Linked DNA regions of Mus musculus: regions 2 and 3 are each linked to region 1. A link is a loop called in an ENCODE intact Hi-C map of the cell type or tissue named here. Cell type or tissue: left cerebral cortex. All regions are shown on one strand.

Region 1 (5,000 bases):
ACCATGCTCTGGAAACAAAACTTCTAGGCCAGCAAAAATTAAGGTTATTAGAGGAGGAAAGGGAAAATTTCCTAGTGGGTCACTATTAGTGAGTGGAACTATTCTATTTTCTACCTACTGATTCCTGGACCTGTGGATCCTGGTGTGATGGTTTGTGTATGTTCAGCACAGGGAGTGGCACTATTGGAAGGTGTGGCCTTGTTGGAATAGGTGTGTCACTGAGTTTCCTTGGTCGTGGTGTGCACAGCAGTAAAACCCTAACTAAGACAGCTGACTCTTGGAGAAAACATACCATATATGATTTGGACACGGACTCAAAGCATATACAACCTTTTGGAGACCCTTGTCCCAGACCTCTAGAATGATGTCACCTAATTGGGGCTGTAATTATATCTTCAAAAGGCCATTTTCTCTTTCTATCATGCCAGCTGCTTCAAGATGGTGGGGAATATAGTAAGACAAGTGGATTCCATGATCAGTGACTAAGGCATTCTGTAAGTCCACGGATGGTGGTTTTGGCAGAAGTGTTATATGCAGCAAAGGCAAATCTATAAGAAGAATAAGTACCTACTCCAGTAATGACAAAGAATTGTCCTTTCCATGGAGGAAGTGGTCCATCCTACCACCAGTTCACTGGCTGGTCACCCCAGGGAACGGTGCTATATCTGGGGCTCAGTGTTGGTCTTTGCTGTTGGCAGAAGTGGCACGCAGCAATAGCTGTAGCCAGGTCAGCCTTGGTGAGTAGAAGTCTGTGCTGTTGAGCATACACATAATCTCTGTCTCTGCCATCACGGCCCCATTGTTCATGGGTCCGTTGGGCAATGACAAGAATGGCTGGGCAAAGAGGCTGACTGTCTACAGAAGGGGCTATTCTGTCTTCTCGCTTCTTAAACTCTTCAGCTGAAGTCACCTTTTGAAGTCGCATTTACATGGGACACAGTCTCTTCACATCCTTTGCCCATTTGGAGAGATCTATCCACCTACTTCTTCTCCAGGTGTCTTTCTCACTAGTTTTCCAATCGTACTCTTTCCAAGTCCCTGATATCCAGCCAACCCATTCTCTCTGCACTGGCCAGATCAGCGCATTAAAAGGAGGTAGGGTATAAACCATTACCCTTGCATCTTTCAACTGCTAATTTTTACAGTTTCTCCTGGAACAAAGTATTGTTTTTTGATTCACTGTTTTCCCTGGCAGAGGCAACTCTAAAGGCTTCCATTTAGCCTTTCCAACCACAATAGCCCTCCTTTCACTGGTCAGGAAACCAATGTGAGTATTCTGACTTCTAAGTATATTCATTCCAATTATATATCCTGGGGAAATAACCACAGGATGACCCACTGGACCTATCTATGAGTAAGACTTCTCCAAAAACTCCATTAGATCTTCCTAAACTCTTAATTTAATTGGAGGGCCATAATAGTTTTTTTTGGGGGGGGGGGGTCTTTCGGAACCAGTATCTAATGGACCCTGTGCTGACCATTATGGGTCAGGCCATTCTGGACATTGATCTGTCAATGCTGCCTGACTAAGGCCACATTGCTTCTGGGAAGTCAGTGTTGCCACTTGGACTCCGTTACCTCAAAGCCTAATTTAAACCCATTGCATTTAATTCATCGAACTGAGCAGCCCTGTGTGTCTCAACCCTAAGGTTGACAACAAAGCCCTTCAGATCTGCTGGTGCCCCTCTCACAGTTCTGTAGTTTAAAGGGTTACTGAAGGGCACGTCTTCTGGACCTTCCCCCTGTGGGAGATTGGGTTTTTACAAGGTCACACACTCTAGTATTGCCATTTCCCTGAACCTTAAAATCCCTTCATCAACATTAAGCCAACGGATATCGGGCATCTCCAACTCCTTTTTAGTAGGCCATCTTTTAGCATCTGAACAAATGCCTCAGCCAACTAGTCAGACGTCTGGCATCCTTGTTGACTGTGCAAGCTTCCATACTAAACCTAGACTCTCCATTCAGTGCACCCATGTCAGTAAACTCAGCCTAATCCAGTTTTATGTTCTTTCTACCATTGTCTCACCCCCTTAAAGTCCATTCCCAGGCTTCTGCTTGACTGAATTAGCCAACGCTTTAAGCTCTTTAGCAGGGTAGCGCACCTCTGCTTGGACTCTACTCTTTTCCCTCCCCCGTAGGAGCCTGTAGCCTTAAGTCTGGTTATTCTTCTGTCCCAGTTATTGTTCTGTTACTATGAATAGACACCACGGCAAAGGCAGCTCTTACAAAATAGGGCATTTAATTGGAGACTTGCCTACCGTTTTCAGTCCATAATTATCATGCAGGGAGCATGCAGACAGGCAATGATGCAGGTATGAGGCAGATGAAGCTGAGAGCCTCATCTTGATCGGAAAGGAGAGGAGGTGGGAAGAGGCAAGAGAGAGCCAGGATCTTATGGGTGTTTTGAAACCTCTAAGCCTGCCCCCAGGGATTCACCTCCTCCAACAAGGCCACACCTACTCCAAAAGGCTGCAGTACCCAATCCTTCTAATCCTTCCAAATAGTGATTAAGCATTTAAATATATGAGCCTGTGGGGACATCCCTATCACCCCCTACACCTGCCTTCTCTCTTTTCTCTGGTTCAACAAGCAACAAGGCATTCCCAATATTCCTTTATTAGTCCCTACTTGCTGAGCACTATGTGCTCTGTGGGGGGGGGGGCAAGCATTTTTTAAAAAAGATTTATTTATTTTTATATATTTGAATACACTGTCGCTGTCTTCAGATATACCAGAAGAGGGTACTTGATCCCATTACAGATGGTTGTGAGCCAGCCACTATGTGGTTGCTGGGAGTTGAACTCGGGACCTGTGGATGAGCAGCCATTGCTCTTAACTGTTGAGCCATCTCTGGACCTACCAAGCATTTTTTTTTTTAATGCACGATTTCACTTTCACTTCTAAATAACTTGCCCACCAAGACCCCTAACTCTTGGCCATTACGCTGGTTTCTTCTGTTTTCTACCTCCTAATATGGGGCTCTTGTGAATTTCAACATTTCTAACAGTTAAAAAAAAAATCTGGGAAGAGCAACCAAGAATAGTTAGCAAAGGCAAGTCTGAGGATAACAGCTTGGGAGAGCTGCAGGGCGGGATTGCACTGGCTTTTCAAATTCCTAATTTCCAAGAGCCACTCCCGTTCACTTAGCCATCCCCAACCGGTCCCACTTTTAAAGTTCTTTTGTCCCTGTGGGCTAACTTCAGGGCTGGAACGACTCATAATCGCAAGGAGGAGAAAAGCCCCAAGTATTTGTTAAACCTGCCGCCTCAATTTATAGGTCTAGTGTATACAGGGGCGGAAGAAAAGCCTCTCCTGAGCCTTCAATAGGAACCTAGCCATTCAAAAAGAAGGCAAGATATTGGCGGGGCTCTCTGATCGCCCTTGGAAACACGGGTGCCAGGAGGTCCCCACCCCTGACCACAGGATGCGGTGACTGCTGGCTAGTGGTGTGTCGAAAGAAACCTAGCTCAAGGTTTAGGGAGAGGGAGCAATTCCGGCCTGGAGCTGGGCTCTGGGGAGGAGGGCGTGACTGTTTCAGCAGTGAGACTGGCTCGCTGCTTCCCAGCTCACAAAGCGATTTAACCAGGAGTCGGGAGAGCTGGAGGTGGCTGCTAGCGCAAGCAGGTGTACAGCGCGCAAGACCGCTGGGACTGGAAGGTTCCTTAGAGGGGAGTGGGGGTGGGGAGGGGGGGTGGGACGCGGGCTGATCCCAGTTTCCATGGCAACCCCAGGGCGCCAACACTGTGGGCTCTTGCTTAGGGGCTCCCGGGTGCTGCCGGAAGTGACGCGTTCACCTGCCGAGCTGGGGCGGGGCGCAGAGGTGCCTTCGCTGCTGCCACCGCCGGGAGCCAGTCGGGAGTGTACCAGGCTCTGGGAAAACCAGGGCTCCCAGCCGAGATCGTTTACCTGCAAGCCACGACCCGGCCGGCAGCTACCATGGCGCGCCTACTGTGCTTCGTGCTCTTGTGCGGGATCGCGGGTGAGTTGCGGCACCTCTCCGTCCCAGTCGCTTGCGCTCCCAGCTCGCGGCCTCCCGGGAACAATGGGGCGTGGGGGGAGGGGGCGGCTCAATTTGGGGGGCGCTGCCGTGGTAGTGGCGGATGGGCACCCATGCACAGGGTGATCTGCCCCGGACCACGCGCGCCAGCCCGGAGAATGCATCGGTCCCCGGGAGCGGCGCAGGGGGCGTGAGGCGTCTGGGAGGCAGCGGAGCGGGGACCCGATCGTCCGGTGGCGGTGGCGGAGGCTCGCCCAGGGGCGTGTGGGGCGCGCCTCCAGGGCAGCTTACCCTGGGGACCATTTGGCTTTATCTGCCCTTGTCTGTTTCCCGCGTCTGCCTGGGTGTTGTGTGCCGCCAGCCTTCCCCGATTTCCAAGCTCCGGGCTGCGAGTTTTTAGGTATCGGGTAGTCCAAGCCGGGGAGGCTGAATTACCAACGCCATTATTTGAGAGAAGACTGAGCCGTTCGGTGTCAGTCGCCCTGGCTACCTTTAGGAAAGAAGCACCGAAGCTGCTGGTTTTTAGTCTCAAAGAACAGGCTAGCTCGACCCAGCAGCTCCGAGACGAGGTATTAGGAGCCGAAGGTCTGAAATCGCTGTTGGGGAGGAGTTAGCCCGGGTTTGTAATAAGTTGATTTTTTTTTTTTTTTTTTGTATGATGATTGACGTTCAGGTGGTGAGGCGTGTGGTGGTAGAAATCGCCCAGTACATCTTTCAGCTGCAGAGCGTCTCTTTCAGGAAATAAGGCATTAAAAAAAAAATGCCTGGACCCCAGGACGCATACGCATTCTAGCACTTAGAAATTAATCTTTTTCTAAGTGTGTTTTTAACAAGTCGGTCTCATTTCCTAATACTAAGCAATTGGAGGAATTTTCGAGCCAAGTGAGTCATGTAAAAGATTTACACGTTCAACTCTGGGAAGCACGCACGCGCACACACACCGTAGCCTCCGAAGAGGATTGCTTAGGATTGCGGGAGTTGGGAAGGTTGTTGGATCTGC
Region 2 (5,000 bases), 100 kb before region 1:
TCCTCATTTCAGCATGTGCTGGCATCTAGAAATTTATAGAGCTAAACTACTATTCAAAACGGACTCTGGTTCTAGAATTCCACGCTGTCTATAAGGCTCTATACACTACACTTACTCATCAGAATGAAAACTAATTGTTTTGAGTGAACAATGAAGGCGAGATAAGTTTGCAGTTTTAGAATCGCGCTTTCCTTACCTCCATTGTCTACTGACTCTACTCACCCTTTTCTATGTGAAGAGCCTGAATTATTAGTCCATGGAGAGAGGAAGCAGTTTTGAACACCAGGTGAGCAAACCCTTGAAAAAATCTTCCTGGCTAGAAGGAAAGAAGGAAGGAAGGAAGGAAGGAAGGAAGGAAGGAAGGAAGGAAGGAAGGAAGGAAGGAAGGAAGGAAGGAAGGAGAGAGAGTGGGTGAGGGAAAGAGAAAGTGAGGGTTGGAGCGAGAGAGGGAGAGAGAAAAAGAGAAGACTGTGACGCATTGTGTTGGTGTCCCCATCCTCAGAGACAATACAGAGAAGTCTCTCAGTCTTGCAGTGCAAACAGTAATTAGCAGATTCACAAAGCCTGATTATTATCCTTTTTGTTGCAGCATTTTCTGTTTAGTCCAAACAACAGTTTACTAAAGCCTTTGCTTATCCAGACTAGGGGATGTCAGGACAGCCACAGGCTTTAGCAATCCCCTCACCGGCTTCGCTTGCATCCTCTGCCTGCCCCGGTGGCCCCGGAAGTGGAGGAAGGACTCTGCCCATCCCACACTGCTCCTGGTCTGCATCCCACACCTGCCTCAGAGTCATGACTGCTTATCTCTCTAATTCCTTGCCTGCCTCTTCTCACACCAACAAGGGGTCTTGGATTAAAGCACAAAGTGTTTTGTTTTCTTTTGTTTTGTTTTATTGTTTTGTTTTGGAAGACGCTGTACTTCGATTTATAACATGAAGGGTCCCTTGTGCTGCGATTCAGTTATTTCTTGCGTCATTCTTATGTGACCTGCTTTGAAAAAAAAAAAAAAAAAAAAAAAAAAAAAAAAAAAAAAAAAAACTCCACACATTGTGTTTCCCTAATGCCTTGACCTGAAAAGGGTTTTTCTTCTATAAAACAAGACTATCCAATGTTGCTGAATTAGCTTTTAGAAAACACTGAGTTATTGTGTCCAGCAAACTACAAATCCAGAGCCATCGGTAAGTTTACTTAAAGAATGACAGATCCCATTTAAATACTGTCTCAAAAAAGTTTATAAGCCTTCTCTTGCAGTTGGACGGTTACTTCAACAACGGCCACCAGGGGGTGCTTTGCGTCTTCTATTTTCAATAAACAGCCTGCTGTAGTTAACGGCACCGCACATACAGAGTGACTTAGAACACCTATAACCTGTCCTTTCCACTCTTTGTGTAGGCAAATTAACATGTTCTCATTTTTTATATTAGCCCTCATGTATCTTAAATCAATAAGGGGAAAAAAACTCCCTTCCTGTTTAATTAATACTCACCTATTTATACTCAAATAATCACTTTCTTGGAAATTTTAATTCTGAATGGAACTTTTTTTCTGTTTTCATATTCCCACTGACATGAGAAATGCATGTGTCAAGTATTAAAAGTAATAAATTTTTCAAATCCAAAACAGTCATTCTATATGCCTAAAAGCTTTTAAAGTAAAGCCATGTTTAGTATGCTTACATATGGTTCCCAAACTTTGTACAGGACACACTTATTACACAGCGCACTGTCTTGGACTCTCACACCATAGTCCTGCTTGATTCCCAAGCACCCAAAGTTCTATTTGCTAAGAACTCTTACTTTGAATAATGTAAAGTGTATTTAAGTTCAGACCATCCAATACCTCTTTATATACATAAATGGGGAAATAATTTATCTTTCATTATATCTTACTGGCTCTGTTAATTCTACTTACAAATTGTATTATATGACAGTGTTTGTATGGGATCTGGAAGGATTTCAGCTGAATAGCTTGGATCTCTGATGTGGGTACAGTTACGATTGACTGAGGACATAGATAAGATTTCCCGGAGACTGAGGCAGGCTTCGAAAGATAACTCAGTCCCATGGTGCCTCAGCTCCCTACTTGATGTATGGTTAGATTGGATCACTTTCTCACCACGTGGACTTCTCTAGAAAAGGACTTGCAGGTCCTTAGTTGTAACAGCTCCCAGAGATGAAAGAAAATGGCTCTATGGCTTTCTAGGACTTACCCTTGAAAGTAGCGGCCCCACCCCCACTCCCCAACACTTCTGTCAGATTACATTCCTAAAGTGCTGGTCAGTTGGTTAAGCCCACACCCAAGGAAATGGTTAGACTCTATTTCTAAAGGAAAGATTGTCAAAGAACAGTTGATCGTTTAAAAACCATCACAGTACCAGTCAGGCACCTGTCAAACATCAGAATGAGATTAGCACCGCTGTCATCATTTCCTGACTCTCGGATGTTTTCGTGTGGGCTCTGCTTTCGACCACAACAACCACTGAAAACTTCGCCTCACAGATGTATGTCTTCGGAGAACCCAATGAGGTGCAATTTGCAACCTCCCCTGAACGCGCAGTACCCGTGACGGCCAAGAGATGTCGCTGTTCTCTCTCAAAAAAAAGCCACGTTGCCCACTGAGCTCCCAAAATAACGCCTATGAAACTACTAAGCCATTTGGAAATTGACGTGATCGCCTTTTGCTCAAAGACAAAAAATGAAGGTTGAAAGTTAATGCAGCATTCTGAGGGGGCTACTGGGAATAGAAGGGTGGGGCGGGGCGGAAAGGAACGTAAAGACGATCAACACAAAGTGGGCTGTGAAAACACAGTAATCTGTTACTTGCGGGCTGAGTTTAATGCTACTAATAAGGATTATATTCTCATGAAATTTCGCAGTTACCTAAAATTCTGTTAGATTTTTCTTTTTTCTCTTCCAAAACTGAGAACCCTATGCCAAATCAGGCTTCCGGTTTTTGTAGTAATTTTAAGAACACTCAGTGGCAAATTAAAGTAGTGTTGAGACAGACAGACGTTGAGAGAGAGACAGAGCGAGAGAGCGAGTACCTTCAGCTGGTACTTATCACGAAGCCTGATCTGAATTCAATCCGGGGACACATGACAGGAAGAGAGACTCACACCCCACACCCCACACCCCACACCCCACACCCCATGCACACGAGCACACACAGGTGCGTGTACAGATGCACACATGGAGGCCAGAAGTTGATGGCCAGCGTCTTCCTTGATTGTTTTCCACCTTCTATAAGGAGGCAGAGTTTCTCACTTGAGCCCAGAGTTTGGTGACTGAAGTAATCTACCTAGCTAGCCAGCTTGCTCATTGACACACAAACACCCATGCAGAAGTAAATCAATCAATAAATTAAAAAAATGTAAGAAAGAAATGCGTAGATGATGGATGGGTAGATGGATGGATGGATGGATGGATGGATGGATGGATGGATGGAGAGAGATATAATAGATAGATAGTAGATAGTTGATTAGGAAAATTATAAATGAGGAGGCTGTTTCTATCTGTGGAAACAGAGGAGCCTTCTACCCCTGTCTGCTTTACTTCCTTTTCCTCCAGGGTATCAATATCAACTCTACGCTAGCCTCAAATCCAGAATCTTTCTGCTTCCAAAGTGCTGAGCCCAGCATCAATGTCAACCCCAAAACAGCTGAATATGGAGGAAAAGCCATTCAAGGAGGGGGAAAAAAATAAATCAGTTTAAAACTTTAGCTTTAAAAATTCAGGTGTGAGACTCTGAGTTTGGCCCCTGACTGTGCAAAAAGCTCAAAAGATAAAAATGAAAAGAATCACCAACCAACAAAATTGTGCCTCACTTAATCTTTTTCATAACTTCTCTTTTTCTTTTCTAGCATAAGGCGTTTTAGTGCGGGCTTCGAGCCTCCACCAAATGATCACATGGCCGTTACTTCCTTACTCAGAGAAAGTTAATCTTTAGTAAGAAGGGCAAATATTTGCGGCAGATAAAATGAAACACGTTTCTTTTTGTACTTGCCTGGAACTAATTTCAGTAAGAAAAATTATTTTAAGTTATAAGCTCACAAACACGAAAGGAACAGAGGAAGTGGTTAAAGATTACTGTCCACAAAATACCAAAACAATACCAAATTCTTGGTACTGTGAAAATAATAAGAAGCCAGTGGTAAAGTGACTCAGATGTCGGCATTCTGTGCTCTCCTAACAGCTTGGAACAGACAAACCCAACTAGAAACATATGCACTCACGTCACAGAAGATATGAGGGAGGGGCCAGATTCGTGTCACCAGAGAATGTGGGGGCTCCAAACAAACTGGGTCACTTTACTAAAACCTTCATTAGTAGGCTTTCTGTCCCTCCCCATAATCCACACTGGCAGGTAGCTTCATGTACAGAAGAAAGCGTGGGCTTCCTGCTGATTCTAGACGTAGATGTTCAATGAGTCTACATGCAAAAGAGCAAGCTCTCTAGCACCCTGAGGACACTGATGGCTTCTGCCCTGTCATGTGACACTATAGAGACGACTGGGAAGCTCCAGTGTGTGTGCGCGCGCGTGTGTGTATGTGTGTGTGTGTGTGTGTGTGTACACATGTGTGTACATATGTGTGTGTGTGTGTGTGTGTGTGTGTGTGTGCATGACAAAGACACCAGGGGTCACGTGACACTATAGAGACGACTGGGAAGCTCCAGTGTGTGTGTGTGTGTGTGTGTGTGTATACACATGTGTGTGTACATATATGTGTGTGTGTGTATGTGTGTGTGTGTATATATATATATATATGACAAAGACACCAGGGATCATGTGACACTATAGAGACGACTGGGAAGCTCCAGTGTGTGTGTGTGTGTGTGTGTGTGTGTGTGTACACATGTGTGTGTACATATATATGTGTGTGTGTGTGTGCATGACAAAGACACCAGGGATCACGTGACAAATGTCTCCAGCATATATAGAGATAGATATGTACCTTTTTTCTCGTGTGCCCAGTCATAATCCTGACATGGTACTAACTGATG
Region 3 (5,000 bases), 63 kb before region 1:
GTCTGAATTCCTGGTACCCACAGTAGCAGGAGAAAACTGACTCCTGAAGTCAGCCTGTGACCTCTACACATGCAATGTGGCATATGTGTGCCCACATTCCTACACACATGATACTCCCGAGGATACCCACACCATAATAAACATAATATCCAATAACTATGAAAACATGTTATTGACCCCTATAGAAGTCAAACCTTCCAAAAGAGGCACACAGCAGAAGGACCGCTTCGTCTCAATCTGTCCCTTGCTGTTCATCACTTTTCTCCTTCCAGCCCTCCTCCTGTGGTCCTCAGTCTGCAGGGTTCTTAATGCTTTCTTCATGTGTGGCTTACTCCCACACACCCTGAAACACTCACCTCTGACCTCTCCCAAAAGCTCCTCCTGCCCTGCTACGGCCTGGCTCTGTGTAGCTCTTTCATACAATGTTATAATAACAACTGGCTTTAATCTTTATATTTATTTTTATTAACTGAGTTGCGGAGAAGGGGCTGTGCTAATGAAAAGTTCGGCATACTGCAGACATTCAGAGATATTGGGTGAAGAAGAAAAGGAGGAGAAGAGAGGGATTCGGGGAAGGAGGAAGGGAGGAAAGGAGGGGGGAGAGGGAGAAGAAAGGGCACATTAAAAGACATGAGTGAAGCTGGTGTTGATGTTATGCTATGAGTACAAGAAAATAGTAGCTAGACTGTTTCTCAGCGTCATCGTTCACTTTCAAAGCTCAGACACACTACCATTGTGCCAGAAGCTTCATACTCAGCTTTCTGAAAAACTGAAACCCACATCCATTCTAGTGTGATGTCTGTTTGTGATAAAATGCTGAGCAAAAGCAACTACGGGGGAGCAAGGAAGTTATTTTGTTTGCACTTACTGTATCACCATTATCGAGGGAAGGAAGGGTAGAAACCAAAGAAGAAACATGGAGGTGGGAACTGAAGCAGAGGCCATAGAGGAGTGGTGTTTACTGGCTTGCTTTTCAAAGCTTGTTCAGCTTGCTTTCTTATGCAATCCAGGAACACCTGCCTAGGGAGTGAACTGCCCACAGTGAGCTAGGCCCTCCCACATCAACCATTAATCAAGAAAATGCCCCTACAGGTTTGCCAATCTGTTGTAGCCAATTCCTCAATTTCAGTTCCCTCTTCCCAGGTGACTCTATCTGGTGTCATGTGTGACAAAAACTAACCAACACTCTACCATAAAAGATTCATTTTGCAGGTTTAGAATTAGGAATCTGAGGGGCTGAACGTGATGGTATAAGCCTTTCACCACGGTACTCTGGAGGCAGAGGAAGGTGAATCTCTGTGTTCAATGCCAAGATCAGCTAGGGCTACATAGTGAGACTCTGTCTGAGAGAGAGAGGGAGAGAGAGAGAGACAGAGACAGAGACAGAGACAGAGACAGAGACAGGAAGAAGAGAGAGAGGAAGAAGAGAGAAGAGGGAGAGAGAGGAAGAAGAGAGGAGAGAGAGAGGAAGAAGAGAGGAGAGAAGAGAGAAGAGAGAAAAGAGATGAGAGAGAGAGAGAGAGAGAGAGAGAGAGAGAGAGAATGCATTAGGAGGTATGGGAAAGAAAAGGCTACAGGAGTAACTTACCTGGCTTGATTAACTTGACATATATGAGTCCCTGTGTTCGATCTCCTTCGTGTGGTGGTGCACCCCTGTAGTGCACAAAAGCAGAAGAATCAAAGTGCAAAGGTCACCCTCGTCTGCAGAGCAACTTTGATGCTAACCTGTACTATATGGGACTCTGTCTCAGGAGAAAATGAAAAGGTCATCTGTGTCTAAAGATGATGGCAAATCCCCAAGCCTTTACCGTGAACCAGAGATGGGCTTGGTGAGCCAAGGACCAAGCAAGACTCAGAAACTGAGATCCTTCAGCAACAATGTCCCACCCAGATCCAGTGTGTGTGCTTCCACACTGCTTTGCGGCAGCAGCTTTGAGGTGGGAAAGTGGCACACATTTCCTCCTCTGGAGAAACTGAGCTCCTAAGATAGTAATTAGATAGAGGTGATCCTTTCAGCAGCAGCCAGACTTTCAGCAGCGTTCCGGGATCAATGTCCCACAGAAGGGCGAGAAAGTACCCCGCCTTCCACGATAATGTGCTGATTCAGCTAATTTAGCTAGCGTGGCACCAGATTTGCAAGTGCTCTGTGCACATGACGTCTGCCTCTTTGAGCTGAACTCCAAGGAAAGGTTTCCCTCGAGGTTAAGCCAGGCTGCCTGAAAGCAATATGACTGTCGCCCTGGTCACGTTATCTGAACCGCAGGATTTCCTAGGGTTTAGGTTTCCAATGCTTCACTCTGATTTCTTGGGGTGATAAGTAAGCTTACTCATTTTGAAACGCCTTTTTTTTGTTTTGTTTTTAGTGGTCACCCTTAGATAGCAGCAAACCCTTAGATAATTTTTCTTATGCGTAGGGCAGGGAAGAGATTTGCCTTCGATTGTTACCTTTTACCAGAATGTCCTTAAGGAAACCCCTCCCCCCTTTCCTTCCAGACTTCGCGAAACACAAAACCATCTACTGTGAAGATCCCCCTGTATCTGGCGAGTTTTAGTTTTATTCTCAATTCCTTGAGATGCAGAGATCAGGTCGCCCACACACTAGTAGTTAAATATGGTGAGTGGGAGAAGCTGTCTTTCACCTTTAGCCAAAAATCTTTTACGTTGTTTCTGCCCTTTGCCTGGTCACCCATCTGCTTTGGAAATCAGAAAACGAGTTATAAAGCCTAATTGGACTCAAACTGTAAGAGAAAAAGCAAAAGCGGGGGGCGGGGGGGGGGCGTAAGAAGAGAAAGGCTGTTCACGAATCTACTCGTCCCATCCCCCACCCCCTCCCCGGCGTCCATGCAGACTTCTCCAGAGTCTGGATCACTAAAGAACAGTGGCCAAGTGGCCACTTTTGCATCTGAGGTATGCTATTATCCTTCTCTCTTCTCTATTCTCTTCTCTCTCTTCTATTCTCTTCCCCCCCCCCCCGCCCCGCCCTCTCCTTCTTCCCCTCCCCTCCCCCTCTCGTTAATTAGAGGTCCTGGAGGGAGGCTCCTCATTGTTTCTGACAGACAGTTTCCGAGAGAGAGCAGTGCGACTCTGGAACCTTTTTTTTTTTTTTTAAGAATTGTTTCGTTGAGGCGAAGCCCCACCACACCGGGATCCTTATTATCACGTGAAGCAGCGAAGGAGGAAGGAACGTCGTCCTTGGGCGGTAACAGAGGAGCTGATGAAGTCCTGTTTCTGAAAGCCTTGTCTCCTAAGACGGAAAACCTGGAGAGAGTACCTCAGTTTTCACTGATGCTCACAATAAGATACCAAACACACACACACACACACACACACACACACACACACACACACACACACACACACACACACAGCAAGACTTCACGAGTAAGGCTTATCCCCACGATAAGCATGTCACCTGCCTGCCTGCCTGCCTGCCTTCCTCACTTCCCTTTTCTCCCCCGGGTTTTAAACGCGACCCTCAGCCCACTAAATCGACTCCTTCATATGAAGACGTGGCAACCCCTGCGCTCTGAAAAACACTCCGTGGTTTGCCCTTTTATTTCTCTCACCCTGTAACTCAATATTAGAGTGATTCTGAATTGAGGACAAGCCTGATGAGTTTGAGGCGTGGGATAAAGGAATCCGACCAGCTCTGAGCTCATTGTGTTTTTAAACCTTGCTCTGTGTGTTCATTCTCGCCACAGCGAGGATGCTATTATCTTTGCTCAGAGAGCAGACAGTCCCGGGCCTGTTTCCCCCTGTTTCTCTTTGATCCCTGCAGCCAGCCCAGCCCAGCCCCCAGCCCTCGGTTCAGATTGGCAGAGGCTACTGGGACTCTGGGAATTTGCGGGGCTGCAGCCTGCTGAGCGTTCACTGCTCCACCCGACCACCTCCCTGCTGAGCGTTCATTCTGGATCTTTGGCGTCCAGGGTTGATTTTTTGCGCTTTTCTGGTGTTTATTCTCGAACTGCACACGGGCTTTTTAGTTTGTTGCTCAGGAGATGACAAAAGCGAGTGAAGATTTTGTTTTAGTCGTGTGTTTGCTTAGCTAGGACCTCATCAGGGAAGAATTTGTCCACTCAAAAGGTGCTTTTGTAAAGCAATTAAAAATTAGTAAGTGTTTTAGCCTGGGACCGCGGTGCACACCTGGAATTCTTGCAATCCCGAGTGGGAGGATTCTGAGTTCAAAGCCATCCTTGCCTTTCTAGTGAGTTCAAGGCCTACCTGTACTACATAATACCTTGTTTAAAAATAAAAAGAATAAACAAATTAAATGTTCTGAAATTAATTTCTGGAGTGTTTTTTTAAATTATTTCTGGCTTTTTTGTTTGTTTGTTTGTTTGTTTGTTTGTTTGTTTGTTTTTCGAGACAGGGTTTCTCTGTATAGCCCTGGCTGTCCTGGAACTCACTTTGTAGACCAGGCTGGCCTCGAACTCAGAAATCCGCCTGCCTCTGCCTCCCGAGTGCTGGGATTAAAGGCGTGCGCCACCACGCCCGGCTCTGGCATATTTTTAATGTTTTAGACCAAGGTGGACTGTAGGCAGTCACAGATTAGGGGTATTCACATTCCTAAAAGGACAGTGGGAAGCCTTTGGGGGGTGGCATATTAGATAGCCTGCACATCAGATATTTACATTATAACACGATTCATACCAGCAGCAAAATTAGTTATGAAGTAGCAACGAAGGTTGGAGGTCACCACAGCATGCAGAGAGGGTTAGGAAGGCTGAGAACCACTGGTCTGGACTCAATGCTATACCTACCTTATCCCTAGCGAAGGCTAGTCATGGTTTGTCTCTACAGCCTCTATTCCTTAACCTAAGTCTGATTCTGTTTGCCTTTGAAAGAGTCCTATCTCTAATTCGAGAGGGACAAAGGAGGGTAATAGAGTGAAAAGTTCAGTGGGGCATTAGGAAAATGTCACAAATCCCATTGGTTTGGAAACCACTTCACTTGAGAGGGTATTTTTTTATTATGTATTATGTCTATGTATTGATTATGCA

What was found. Hi-C counts contacts between places; a loop is a spot of excess contacts. Peaks named below come from ENCODE experiments on the same cell type or tissue, not always from the same donor. Only the 100,000 strongest peaks of a DNase experiment are listed, where the experiment ranks them.
Region 2: it touches region 1 in a loop (2.3-fold over the local background); 25 of 42 quality-filtered maps call a loop at or near these places.
Region 3: it touches region 1 in a loop (6-fold over the local background); 7 of 42 quality-filtered maps call a loop at or near these places.

Annotation. Positions count from the first base shown.
Region 1 is chr16:78,297,893-78,302,892 of GRCm38, forward strand. It overlaps Cxadr (coxsackie virus and adenovirus receptor), which reads left to right and starts at 3,779. Exons shown (of 7, transcript NM_001025192.3): 1 at 3,779-3,982. The coding sequence starts at 3,940. In left cerebral cortex, no CTCF peak of the experiment used is centred here; DNase peaks (open chromatin) are centred at 2,228, 3,757, 4,260, 4,384 and 1 more place; H3K4me3 peaks cover 1,964 bases; H3K27ac peaks cover 1,839 bases.
Region 2 is chr16:78,196,392-78,201,391 of GRCm38, forward strand. No RefSeq gene overlaps it. Among named protein-coding and RNA genes, the nearest start is that of Gm31613, 24 kb to the right of the region's middle. In left cerebral cortex, CTCF peaks have their summits at 1,278 (motif pointing right) and 2,577; DNase peaks (open chromatin) are centred at 1,283 and 2,577; H3K4me3 peaks cover 377 bases.
Region 3 is chr16:78,234,824-78,239,823 of GRCm38, forward strand. Gm31613 (a long non-coding RNA gene) reads left to right here. Exons shown (of 3, transcript XR_384991.2): 2 at 2,494-2,907; 3 at 3,111-4,119. It overlaps Gm41477 (a long non-coding RNA gene), which reads right to left and starts at 2,169. Exons shown (of 2, transcript XR_876182.2): 1 at 1,589-2,169. In left cerebral cortex, no CTCF peak of the experiment used is centred here; DNase peaks (open chromatin) are centred at 2,149, 2,582, 3,269, 3,360 and 1 more place; H3K4me3 peaks cover 2,040 bases; H3K27ac peaks cover 1,146 bases.